Linked DNA regions of Homo sapiens: region 1 is linked to region 2. The links are chromatin contacts, found by Hi-C or POLR2A ChIA-PET in ENCODE. All regions are on one chromosome and are shown on one strand. Each heading gives the region's core, a stretch centred on a gene start or an enhancer-like site at or near the end of the contact. The rest is flanking DNA. Distances are from core to core; before and after follow the strand shown. Region 1 holds the start of POM121 (POM121 transmembrane nucleoporin). Region 2 holds the start of RABGEF1 (RAB guanine nucleotide exchange factor 1).

Evidence for each region. A loop is a pair of places that touch in the nucleus more often than their neighbours do. ChIA-PET counts read pairs that join two places held with the same protein, here RNA polymerase II (POLR2A). Pooled maps may share reads with other maps.
Region 1: a pooled map shows a loop between it and region 2 (10-fold over the local background). The contact joins the promoter of POM121 here to the promoter of RABGEF1 in region 2. A Hi-C loop is called at or near these places in 4 of 50 pooled maps. POLR2A ChIA-PET finds 5 or more read pairs at or near these places in 2 of 52 experiments (T-cell and activated T-cell).

The regions. Positions count from the first base shown.
Region 1 is chr7:72,923,843-72,930,665 of GRCh38, forward strand. POM121 (POM121 transmembrane nucleoporin) reads left to right here and starts at 1,253. Exons shown (of 13, transcript NM_001387691.1): 1 at 1,253-1,923; 2 at 2,420-2,635; 3 at 2,960-3,121; 4 at 4,543-4,623; 5 at 6,098-6,269. The coding sequence starts at 1,280. RefSeq lists enhancers at 839-1,400, 1,401-1,961, 2,395-3,594 and a silencer at 1,338-1,447.
Region 2 is chr7:66,738,680-66,745,316 of GRCh38, forward strand. It overlaps RABGEF1 (RAB guanine nucleotide exchange factor 1), which reads left to right and starts at 2,054. Exons shown (of 9, transcript NM_014504.3): 1 at 2,054-2,113. RefSeq lists enhancers at 1,668-1,717, 1,731-2,397 and silencers at 1,848-2,117, 2,138-2,277.

The DNA of each region.
Region 1 (6,823 bases), core at 3-2,502, 6.2 Mb after region 2:
CGCCCACCTCGGCCTTCCAAAGTGCTGGAATTCAGGCACGAGCCACCGCGCCTGGCCTTCTTATTTTTTTTTCCTGTTATCACACTGATAACACTGAATTGCAATTTTTTTTTCTTTTTTTGAGACGGAGTCTCGGTCTGTCGCCCAGGTTGGAGTGCAGTGGCGCAATCTCGGCTCACTGCAACCTCCGCCTCCCGAGTTCACGCCATTCTCCTGCCTCAGCCTCCCAAGTTGCTGGGACTACAGGCGGCACGCCCGGCTAAGTTTTTTTTTTTTGGTATTTTTATTAGAGACGGGGTTTCACCATGTTAGCCAGGATGGTCTCGATCTCCTGACCTTGTGATCCGCCCACCCCGGCCTCCCAAAGTGCTGGGATTACAGGCGTGAGCCACCGCGCCCGGCCTGAATTGCAATCTTCTACTTACACATCTTCCTAACTAAACAGTTTCTAAAGATCAGAGATCCTATATTTTCCCCCTTAATCTCTTTAATGTACATAAACAATGGAATGAATAAATCAATGAATGAATGGCTGAGGAAACTGAACTACACCAAAGTGTATTGGCAGACTACCAGACTTTTTAAACAGCTTTATTAAGATATAATTCACATACCATGCAAATCATAGGGTGGTGCAATCACCACCACAATCTAATTTTAAACTATCTTTATGGTGCTACAAAAAAGCCTATAACCATGACCAGTCACTTTCTATTCCCCACCCCCAAACCCACTCCCTAGCCCTAGGCAACCACTAATCTACCTTCTCAGACCGTTAACTTTAGCATAGGTATAAGTCGATCACAGAGCCACAAAATCCACCCGATATCTGGGCCATGATGTGAAATTTGGTAGGTAATCGTCCCACGTTTTCAATTTGTAACATAGAAATGGAGGGGGGAGGGACTCACAACCGCTAGTAGCGTTTGTGAAAAGTACCTGGTAACAGGCTGTGCTGGAGGGGAATTCAGCCCCCATAAAAGATCACGGATTAGGAATTACGTAAGCATAGGTCTCGGGCCCTTTTATCTTGGACGCGATCCTTCCACGGGATCGCCTCCGGATGGATGTGGCGCTGGGAGCCACGCGGAAAACCTCAAGAGTCAGAAACAGGCGTTAAAGGCAGGCGGCATTTTCCAAACCAGTTGGGTCTCGGGCGCTGCCGGGCGGTAGCGTCTCCCGGAGTCGCGCGCGCATGACGTAGAGGGCGCGCGATGACGCGACGCGCGGCGCGGTGCACGCTGGGATATTTAAGTCTCCTCCGCGGCGCGGAGCCGCGATGTCTCCGGCGGCTGCGGCGGCTGGAGCAGGCGAGCGGCGGCGGCCCATAGCGAGTGTCAGGGACGGCCGGGGCCGGGGCTGCGGCGGGCCGGCCAGGGCGGTGCTCCTGGGCCTGTCGCTGGTTGGCCTCTTACTGTACCTCGTGCCGGCTGCGGCTGCACTGGCCTGGCTGACCGTGGGGGCTACCGCGGCCTGGTGGGGACTGAGCCGCGAGCCCCGAGGTTCGCGCCCCTTGTCCTCCTTCGTTCGGAAGGCGCGTCATCGGCGCCCCTTGTCCTCCTTCGTTCGGAAGGCGCGTCATCGGCGAACACTGTTCGCTTCGCCTCTGGCCAAGTCGACAGCCAACGGAAACCTCCTAGAGCCGCGGACCCTGCTCGAAGGACCTGACCCTGCGGAACTGCTACTCATGGGCAGTTACCTGGGCAAGCCCGGGCCGCCGCAGCCCGCCGCCGCTCCGGAGGGCCAGGACCTGCGGGATAGGCCTGGCCGCCGCCCACCTGCCCGCCCGGCGCCGCGCTCCCCACCGCCGCGCTCCCCACCGCCGCGCTCCCCCCCGCCCTCCCCGCCGACCCATCGCGCTCACCACGTTTACCCCTCTCTGCCCACTCCTCTTCTCCGACCCTCCAGGAGGCCTTCCCCACGGTAAGATGCGCTGATTTTGTCAGATCATCCTCTGGCTCGGCTGGCTTGAAATCGAGGACTTGACTTTTAAATCCGATTTGCTTTTTCATCAAGTCCCAAGGGGATTGTGTGTGGTTTTGCCCTCCTTAACACCTTGGTGTGTGCCAGCTGTCTCCTGGCCTCTGACTCTTGGAATGAGATGTTGTGTTGCCAAAACGATTCTCTTCTTTCCAGTTCTAAAAACTCCTCGAATTTTAGTGCAGCCTAGATGTAGTCTAGATTTAGATTTTCCCTCTCAAACTGTTGAAATCCATTGTTGAGACAGCTGTTAAGCAGCTGTCACTCTCTGGCCTTAGATGGAATAAGGGAAAGTTGCCATAAAAACACCGTGTTCTGTGTTGCTTAGAAAGAGACTTAAGTTCTTTGGAAAATGTCTGAACTGGTGGGTTTTTAACCGTTTAAAAATTTGACATTCTTTTTTGCTTTGGTTCCGTGATTTGTCTCGCATTCTCTGCAGGGATTGTGGGACTTTACCAAATCGGTTTGTAATAACACCTAGAAGACGCTATCCGATCCATCAGGCCCAGTATTCCTGTCTGGGGGTACTTCCCACCGTGTGCTGGAATGGTTATCACAAGAAGGCTGTGCTGTCCCCTCGCAACTCCAGGATGGTGTGTAGCCCAGTGACTGTGAGGATCGCCCCTCCTGACAGAAGATTTTCGCGTTCTGCGATGTGAGTATTATCGTTGGAAGAATACTCTCCCTTTTCGTGTCCACTTTATTCTTCTCCAGTTGTTCCTATGACATGACTACAACGCAGAAAAGAAAGGACGAAGCTGCTTATTTGATGAGAAATACCAAATTCTAGTAAACCCTTTTGTTTTTCACTTTTTGCTCTTAACGAAAAAGTAGCTTTACTTGCTAACGGGAACTGCTGTGAGTGTATAAATTATACTTTGGCCTGTTGGTTAGCTTCTGATTTCTTGTTTCTGAAGTCTGTGCTATATGGCATGGGAATTAAAATATCTTACAGCTAGAATCTTGTCTTTCATTGTAGACCAGAGCAGATAATCAGCTCAACACTGTCCTCACCATCAAGTAACGCCCCAGACCCATGTGCAAAGGAGACAGTACTGAGTGCCCTCAAAGAGAAGGAGAAGAAAAGGACAGTGGAGGAAGAAGACCAAATATTCCTTGATGGCCAGGAAAATAAAAGAAGGTAACAGGCTCAGGAGAGTACTAAGCCGGTTTCGCGCTTGGACTCCTATGGGATGAGATGTAGACATTCCCATATAGATACAGAGGCCATCTCCAGTTTATGAGCCTTCGTAGGCCCCCTTCTTTGGCTTACATGGAGGAATCTAATAACAAGGGTTTTAATGCTGCTCTTTTCAAGGCACAGGTTAGATCGATGTTGTAATTTACCTTTTCCGTGAGTAGTAGAGATAAGCTGACTGCTATTAGCCACGCTACCCTCATACTTTTGTAGAAATGTGTTAAAGTTTATTTTCAAGAAAGAAGGCTCTAAGTCTTCCCGTCGGAATTTTGTGGTGTTCAGTTACTTGGGTAACCACCAGTTCCATGTTCCAGTGTCTTAATTGTGCTGAAGGAAATGCTTGTGAAAGAAAAATGAAAACTAGAGTTTGGTAGATTTATCAGTAATGAGGTTAAAACCAATTTCCTGGCAGGGCAAGGTGGCTCAGGCCTGTAATCTCAGCACTTTGAGAGGCCGACACGGGTGGATCACCTGAGGTCAGGAGTTCGAGACCAGCCTGGCCAACATGGTGAAACCCCATCTCTACTAAAAATTCAAAAATTAGCTGGATGTGGTGGTGGGCGCCTGTGATCCCAGCTACTCGGAAGGCTGAGACAGGAGAATTGCTTGAACCCAGGAGGCGGAGGTTGCAGTGAGCTGAGACTGCCACCATACTCCAGCCTGGGTGACAAAGCGAGACTGTCTCCAAAAAAAAAAAATCCTTATGTGGTTTATAGAATAAGCTAATGAAAATGGAATAAATAAATAGTTTTCTAAGTATAGAAAGAAAGGAAGTTGAAGTGGCTGAGCATTTATTGAGCACCCACTGTGTATGGGACCCTACTCCAAGTGCTATGGATAGAGCGGTGGACAAGACAAAATCCCTGCTCTCATGGGACTCTTGAGGGAAACACCATTTTATAAGGCTGGGTGTGGTGCTGCACGCTTGTACTCCTAACACTTTGACAGGCCAAGATGGGAGGATCGCTGGAGCCCAGTTGCTCAAGACCAGCCTGGGCAACATAGTGAGACCTCGCCTCTACAAAAAATTAAGAAATTAGCCAGGTGTGGTGGTGCATACCTGTAGTCCCAGCTACTCTGGAGGCTGAGGCAGGAGAATCGCTTGAACCCAGGAGGCAGAGGTTTGTTGCAGTGAGCCAAGATCGTGCTATTGCACTCCAGCCTGGGCAACAAGAGCGAAACTCTGTCTGAAAAAAAAAAAATTTACCTTTCAGAAGCTTAGGGATTTTAAACAACCATTTTCTGGTCTATCATGGAATCTGTGCTCCATAGAGATAGTATAAGGTCCCAGAAATATGAGAATACACTTTAAAGGGACAAAAAAAGTCATGTCATTTCATTGAGACTTTTTTGATTTGTCGCAGGCGCCATGATAGCAGTGGCAGTGGACATTCAGCATTTGAGCCCCTGGTGGCCAATGGAGTCCCCGCTTCTTTTGTGCCTAAGTAAGTGGGAGTCCATCCGGATGAAATACCAACTGTTTGGAAAAAGGCCTGATCAGAGCTGTTGCCCTATAGATTTTCCTCTTTGTTTTTTGCATTGCTTAATTGGTTCAGGTTCACGTCTTTGAAATTAGGAACGTTTTGAGTAACTTGCCACAGTTAACTGCCTTCTGTCTAATTCCTTTTAATGTTCTTGCATTAATATGGATGAAATATGCTGAGACTTAAGAGGTTTTATAAATATATTTAATAACCAAGCACATACACAGAAGGATTGCAAAGTTTGTGCAGTGGATAAAACAGTATGAAACCTAAATGTTAAATTTCTACATGTCAGTTTAAAAACAAATTGGAGGAAGAATTGGGTGGAAAGGAAAGTGGCTCAAAAGTATGTGTGGAAAGACTTAGGATACCTTAGGTACCTCATCTGAGTCAGCAGTGTGATGTGGCCGCCAGGAAAGCTAAAGTGCTCCTGGTCTGTGCTGTTAGAAGAAAGACTAGAATGAGGCAGGTGGATGGTATTCCTGCCTTCCGTAGTTCTGCTCACTGTCCGTGGAGCACTGTGGTCAGATCAGTGTACTGCACTGCGAGGGAGGATGTACACAAACGGAAATTCATTCCCAGTGAAGCAATGAAGATGTTAAGGAGATTTGCAACAGCCCAAAGGGGTGGTGGTGGATGTTGGGGTTTTGGAGGTATGGAAGTATTAGCCCAGAGGAGAAAAGTCTCAGGGGGAATAAAGAAATAAGTGAGGGAAGGACAATGGTCTCCAAAAAACCAAAGGACTGTCCCTTGAAAGAAGCAAAATAACTTGCTCTGTTTGACTTCAAATAGGATCCGTGGGTGAAAGAGGAAATACACTGTAATCCACTGTAAGAATAAACTGGTTCATGGTTGACGTGGGTCACTCTAGGAGAGAGTTGTCTATATTGTAACAGGTTGGATGACTGTCCTACAGAAAAGATGCGTAGGAGATTTCTGTTTCCATTGGAGGTTTAGTAAAATGATGGGTTCCTCTTAACTCTGATTTTTTTTTAATAGCTTTGTTGAGATATAATTGACATAAAATAGACCGTACTTGTTTAAAGCATGTGACATTTTGACACACATACACCTGTGGAACCATCCCACCACTAAGATAATGAACATCCTTCACCTCCAAAAGTTCCCACATGCCTGTAATCCCTCTCTTTACTTCCACCCCTGTTCCCAGGCATCCACTGATCTGTCTTCTGTCACTGTAGATAGGTATGCATTTTCCAGAATATTCTATAAATGGAAATCATACATTTAAGTTTTAAATATTTGGCTTTTCTTACTGACTTTGTCAGATAGATTTGGCCAGATTGTTAGCAGTAAAAATTAAAAGCATTATTCTCTTCCCTTCATGTTATTAAGAAAGATGTCATGACCGTGGATGAAATCGTAAAAGAATTTTGCCTTCAATAAAGCATCTAACTGTCTTCTCTTTTATTAGGCCTGGGTCTCTGAAGAGAGGCCTCAATTCTCAGAGCTCAGATGACCACTTGAATAAGAGATCCCGAAGCTCTTCCATGAGCTCCTTGACAGGCGCTTACGCAAGTGGCATCCCTAGCTCCAGCCGCAATGCCATTACCAGTTCCTACAGCTCCACTCGAGGCATCTCACAGGTACAAGTACAGCTCTTTTAATGTGGGGGACATGAATTCCCAGCGTTCATTCATTGACTAGGGCCAGACATGGTAGCTTAGCCATGTAATCCCAGCACTTTGGAAGGCCAAAGCGGGAGGATTGCTTGAGCCCAGGAGTTCAAAACCAGCCTGGGCAATATAGTGAAACCTTGTCTGTACAAAAGAATTTTTAAAGAAAATTTTTTAAATAAAGTAATTGATTAGCAAAGGTTTACTGATCACCTTCTATCTGTCAGACATTAGAATTGTCTTTAAGCTAATAGAAAATACAGATCATTGAGTGATCAATATAGGCCAGCGGAATGGAGTAGAAAGCCCAGAATGTACAGCAGTGCATGTGTGCGAGCTGATTCGAGACAGAGCTGTGTTGTAGATAAACGGACAGAGGGTGATTCGAAAGGTAGACTGAGTCCAGCTTGTATTGGGTCGTAAAAGAGATTTATCTTATAGGCGTTTAGAATTGAAAGCGGGGTTTTTAAACAAGTGGTCATGATTTTTTGGAAAAGGGATTATCGCATAGTATAGGGAACAGG
Region 2 (6,637 bases), core at 804-3,303:
CGAGATTGCACCACTGTGCTCCAGCCTGGGCAACAGAGTGAGACTCTAACTCAAAAAAAAAAAAAAAAAAGAAACACTCATTCTGTTTCACAGAATGGTTTATAGAATGGTGTGTTGCCTGATTCTGTAATCACAAAAGTCAGTTAAGAGCTTTAAAGTAAATGTTATTCTGTCTTTTGGTAATAGCAATTACCACCATCCAAGGTACTACTGTAAATAATTATTGTTTATTCCCTCCTCCACCTCCTCAGCACAGGTACTTTGTGTTTTTTTGTTTTGTTTTGTTTTTTGAGGAGGAGTTTCACTCGTTGCCCAAGCTGGAGTGCAATGGCGCAATCTCAGCTCACTGCAACCTCCGCTTCCCGGGCTCAAGTGATTCTCCTGCCTCAGCCTCCCAAGTTGCTGGGATTGCAGGCATGTGCCACCATGCCTGGCTAATTTTGTATTTTTAGTAGAGACAGGGTTTCTCCATGTTGGTCAGGCTGGTCTTGAACTCCCGACCTCAGGTGATCTGCCCGCCTCGGCTTCCCAAAGTGCTAGGATTACAGGCGTGAGCCACTGCGCCTGGCCTTACTTTTGTTTTATACTCTGTTGTACCCTCAGCGTAGCACACATTAGGCACTTAGGAAGAATCTGAGAAACGAATCAGTTAATCCCTACTTTACCAATAATGAATAAAGACTGAGAAACTCGGGCCGGGCGCAGTAGCTCACACCTATAATCCTAGCACTTTGGGAAGCCAAGGTGGGCGGATCACTTGAGGTCAGGATTCAAAACCAGCCTGGCCAACATGGTGAAACCCTGTCTCGACTAAAAATACAAAAAAAAAAATATGAGCTGGGCGTGGTGGCGGGTGCCTGTAATTCCAGCTACTTGGGTGGCTGAGGTGGGAGAATCGCTTGAACCTAGGAGGCGGAGGTTGCAGTAAGCCGAGATCGCACGACTGAACTCCAGTGTGGGCGACAGAGTGAGAGTCTCAAAAAAAAAAAAAAAAAAAAAAAAAATAGACTGAAAAATTACGCAACCTGTCCAAGAACACTACAGCGACAATTAGCAAAGCTGGGATTTTAACCCAGGTCTATCTCACAGCCACAGCATAGTATTTTCTTTTTTTTCTTGCTGTGACTGCACGTTACGCCATACATGGCATTCAGGACGCAGAGGAATTAGTATTTACTGTTTTTAACATTCCTTACATGGGAATCACGTAAAGAATCAGGTAAACAGGATTCAATTTGTGACTCAACCATTAATACTTTGTGACACTGGCTAATTTATTTCACTTCTGGATGTCGGTTATGTTTTTTTTGAGACAGGATCTCGCTCTGCTGTCACCCGGCCTGGAGTTCAGTGGAGGGATCTCTGCACCGTCAACTTCCTGGGCTATCAAGCGATCCTCCCACCTCAGCCTCCCTGGTAGTTGGGACCACAGGTGCCCGCCATCATGTCCGGCTGATTTGTAAAATTTCTTTTGTAGAGATGGTGACCTTGCTCTGTGGCCCAGGCTGGTCTCGAACTCCTGGACTCAAGCGATCCTCCTGCCTGGGCCTCCTAAAGATTCAGCTGCTTTTGGATCAACCGATCGCCTTAAGACCTTTTAACTCGAACACCTGTCACATCCTAGGATCCGCGAAGGACTGAAACAGAGTTTCTGAAGCGTCCCTCGGCGCAGTAGCTCCGCTCCACCTCCCATTCGCGCTACCACCGCGGCCGCAGCCCCAGGAGTCGCCGCGGAGCCAGCGTCGCCCTCCAGCTGTTGCGCGTCGGAAGCCGGAAGCAGGGACTGAGCGACAGACTAGGAAACGCCGGTTTCTCCGGGGCTCCCCAGCGCCCCACCTTTACCCCGGAGGCCGCCCTCTTCCATTTGCTCTTGGGCGTCAGGGCGGTACCCCACTCCGCTCGACCCTTTGGATCCACTCGCACTTCCTCCCGTCCAGAGTCAAAGGCCCCGGAAGTGACGTTTACGCGCCGCGCGTAACGTGCGTTCGCTGGCGGTGCCGGGGGCGGGGCGAGCAGGAGGGTGGGTGTGAGGCGGGAGCTGGCCGCGGAGCCCAGACCTACCCGGGCGAAGCGGGCGAGCGGTGGTTTGGACGCCGGCGGAGACGCGGGCGAGGTACGGAGCGGACGGACTGGGGCTGAGAGCTGCTCGGCTCTCAGCTACAGGAGCGGGGCGGCGGGGCGTCTCGGGCTGGGGGTGGCAGGGCGGTCGGTCCGTGCCATCCGCGCGGCTGGGGCAGTTGCGCGTCGGTGCCTCCCGCTGTCCTTCGTCCCACATTCCGTCTCCGTCAGCGCCGCCTTCCCCGTTCCAGGCCGCCCTCGGCTCCCTTAATCCTCAGAGTGCGGCCTCTCCGTCCCAGACGCTAGTTGCCGGGATCTCCAGCGCCAGCCGAGCCCCGACGGCCTGACGCGGAGCATTTCCTGGCCGCCTCCCTCTCCGGCGGCTCCCCTCGCCCCGGCTCCCACCTTCCGTCCAGGCCGCTGGCTCCGAAGCAGCGTCTGTGGTCGCACGGGGCCCCTCCCACAACCTCCCCGGAAAGCGCTGGTATGGGACGCTCGGACCCAGACCACAGCCCCCGGCCGCGGCAGGGGCGCGGGGACTTGATCCCACGTCACCCTAGGGGGCAGAAGTGTCCCGGAGTTGGGAGGGGATTTGAAGCCTGTGGTCCTGACTTCCACCCCGTGGCTGAGGGCGAGGCTGCGGGGCCGGGGTTAGGAGCAGAAGTCCCTGCTTCCGAACCGTCTGGGAGGAGAGCCGAGGGATGCCCATCACGGCAGTTTAGGGAGAGAGAGGGAGGGACTCTGCCGCTTTGGAGGCTAGGTCATAGGCAGCTGGCGGTGTCTCAGCGCGGGTGACCAATCCTTGCGGTTGGGAAATGTGTCGTGGGCGCCCGTGGGCTCGTTTTGCCTTTGAGATTAGGTAGGAAATTTTCCCAGGACGAGTTTACCGGAGCACCTTGGGAGTTGGTTTTTGGCCTGGAGAGCTGCTTTCCCCCCTCTAAACCTAGAACTGCTTTGTTTTTATTTATTATTTTTTTCGACATGGGATCTCACAGTGTTGCCCAGGCAGGTGTGAAACTCCTGGCCTTAAGTGATCCTCCCGCCTCGGCCTCCCAGAGTGTTGGGATTATAGGCGTGAGCCATTGCGCGGCTTTAACTGCTGTTAAAGAGTGTGTTCCGGCCGGGTGCGGTGGCTCACGTCTGTAATCCCAGCATTTGGAAGGCCAAGGCAGGCGGATCATGACGTCAGGAGCTTGAGACCATCCTCCCTAACACGGTGAAACCCCGTCTCTACTACAAATAAAAAAAAAAAAGAAAAAGAAAATTTGCCGGGCATCGTGGCGGGCACCTGTAGTCCCAGCTACTCTGGAGGCTGAGGCAGGAGAATGGCATGAACCCGGGAGGCGGAGGTTGCAGTGAGCCGAAATCGTGCCACTGCACTCCAGCCTGGGCGACAGAGCTAGACTCTATCTCAAAAAAAAAACTAAGAGTCTGTTCCTTAAAATTGTTGTACCAAGAAACTTGCCAGAGATGCAAGAAAATGTGATTATATTGTTAATATTTAATGATAAATAACATTTTGCTTTTAAGAGTCACTGATTCATATCCGCAGGATTAAGAAATGTTCAGGATTTGAATTTTTAATGACCTTCCAAGCAGTCATGTTTCTGCTCTCTAGAAGTTAGCCAGTTGAGGAGAAGGGACAGTCAAGATACTTTCAAAACAGTGTGGTAAGGAATGTGAGCTAAGATGGAGCACCGAGGAAGGAGCCGGGCATTTAGGCCATGCTGTTGGGTGTGGAGCCTGGAAGGGATCAGGGAATACTTTCTGCATGTGTCTTGAAGAATGACTAACATTCAGACTAACAGGGTGGAGTGAGGGAGAGGGGGGAATCAAAGGAGAGGAGGCCAGTAACTACAAGGAGGTGCCTATTAATTTATTTATTGAGAGAGAGGGTCTCACTTTGTCACCCAGGCTGGAGTACAGTGACACGATCACGAGTCACTGAAGTCTCAACTGCCTGTGCTGAAGTGATCCTCCCACCTCAGCCTCCCGAGTAGCTAAGACTGCAGATGCGTGCCACCACACCCAGCTGATTTTTAAATATTTTGTAAAGATGTTGTCTTGCTGTGTTGCCCTGGCTGATCTCAAACTCCTGCACTCAAGCAATCTTCCTGCCTCAAGCGTCCCAAGTGCTGAAATTACAGGCATCAGCTACCGAGCCTGGAGGGTCGTTACTAAAGTGAAAAAGTGCAGGACAGAGATGTAGGAGCTCAGGCTTCCTCTGATGGTGACAGAACCAGGGGAAGTTTTTTAGCTGGGTCCTTGTGTGGTTAAAATGGGTCTCTCTGGCCAGGCGCGGTGGCTCACGCCTGTAATCCCAGCACTTTGGGAGGCCGAGGCGGGCGGATCACGAGGTCAGGAGTTTGAGACCAGCCTGAGCAACATGGTGAAACCCCATCTCTACTAAAAACACTAAAATTAGCTTGGTGTGATGGCGCCTGCCGTAATGCTAGCTACTCAGGAGGCTGAGGTAGGAGAATTGCTTGAACCTAGCAATTCTAGGAGGTTGTGGTGAGCCAAGATTGTACCAATGCACTCCAGCCTGGGCGACAGAGCGAGACCTCGTCTCAAAAAAAAGAAAAAAATTTAAAAAAAAAAAAAAGGCTCTCTCTCTCTCCCTGTCTCCCAGGCTGGAATGCAGTGGCAGGAACACAGCTCACTGTAGCCTCCACCACCCATGCTTAAGCTATCCTCTTGTCTCAGCCTCCCAAGTAACTGGGACCACAGGCCTGCCACCTACTAATTTAGCTTGCCTGGCTAAATTTTTTTTTCTTTTTTTGATACGGAATCTGGCTCTGTCGCCCAGGCTGGAGTGCAGTGGCGCGATCTCGGCTCACTGCAAGCTCCCCCTCCTGGGTTCACGCCATTCTCCTGCCTCAGCCTCCTGAATAGCTGGGACTACAGATGCCCGCCACCATGCCTGGCTAATTTTTTCTATTTTTAGTAGAGATGTGGTTTCACTGTGTCAGCCAGGATGGTCTCAATCTCCTGACCTCGTGATCCGCCCTCCTCGGCATTCCAAAGTGCTGGGATTACAGGTGTGAGCCACCACACTTGGGCTAAATTTTTTTGTAGAGATGGAATCCTTGTATGTTTCCCAGGGTGCTCTCCAACCCCTGGCCTCAAGTGATTCTCTAGCCTCGGCCTCCCAAAGTGTTGGGATTACAAACATGAGCCACTGCACCCGGCCCTAAAATGGAATTTTATGTAACTCTTACACACAGGCTGCTATGTAGCTGATAAGGATAAATGTTTTCAGTGTAGTGCTTGATTATTTGCTTTTTTCTTTTCTTTTCTTTTCTTTTTTTTTTTTTTAAGACGGAGTCTTGATCTGTGACTGGGCTGGAGTGCAGTGGCATGATCTTGGCCACTGCAACCTCTGCCTCCTGGATTCAAGCGATTTGTGTGCCTCAGCCTTCTGAGTAGCTGGGACTGACCATAGATAGGCGCGCGCCACCACGCCCAGCTAATTACTGCTATCTTGTATTTTAATTTTTTCTGCTTATTAGATGTTTGAAATGGTGGCTCACGCCTGTAATCCTCGCACTTTGGGAGGCCAAAGTGGGAGGATTGCTTGAGGTCAGGGGTTGGAGACCAGCCTGGGCAAAATAGCAAGACTGCATCTCTACAAAAAAAAAAAAAAGATAGCCGGGCGCAGTGGCTCACGCCTGTAATCCCAGTACTTTGGGAGGCTGAGGCAGGCGGATCACGAGGTCAGGAGATCAAGACCATCCTGGCTAACACGGTGAAACCCTGTCTCTACTAAAAATACAAAAAATTAGCTGGGCATGGTGGCAGGCGCCTGTAGTCCCAGCTACTCGGGAGGCTGAGGCAGGAGAATGGCGTGAACCTGGGAGGTGGAACTTGCAGTGAGCCGAGATGGCGCCACTGCACTCCAGCCTGGGCGACAGAGCCAGACTCCGTCTCAAAAAAAAAAAAAAAAAAAAGATGCTTGACGTGAATGTATACTCATTTCCTAGTTGTTTCTTTCTATAAGGATGTCTGACCTGGCTAATTTGTAAACAGGAATTCTGCATTCATTTCTCTCTTTGCTTTCTCAACCCCAATTGAGCACACAAGTGTTTAATGAGTACTTAACTGATTTGATAAGAATAACTCATTGATTTCTTTGATTTTTTGTTGCTGGTTTTCAGTGAAAAAAATGTTATCAGCCGCACACGGTGGCTCACGCCTGTAATCCCAGCACTTTGGGAAGCTGAGGCGGGTGGATCATGAGGTCACGAGATCCAGACCATCCTGGCTAACATGGTAAAACCCCATCTCTAATAAAAATACAAAAAATTAGCCGGGCATGGTTGCAGGCGCCTGTAGTCTCAGTTACTCAGGAGGCTGAGGCAGGAGAATGGCGTGAACCCGGGAGGCGGAGCTTGCAGTGAGCCGAGATTGTGCCACTGCACTCCAGCCTGAGCGACAGAGCGAGACTCCATCTCAAAAAAAAAAAAAATGATATCAGTACTTACTCATTGTGATGTCTACATATAGAACTAAAATTCTGTTTACTTATGTGAGTCTTTGGCTAGAGACATAGAATTTCAGTCTTGACTGTGTGAGCTTA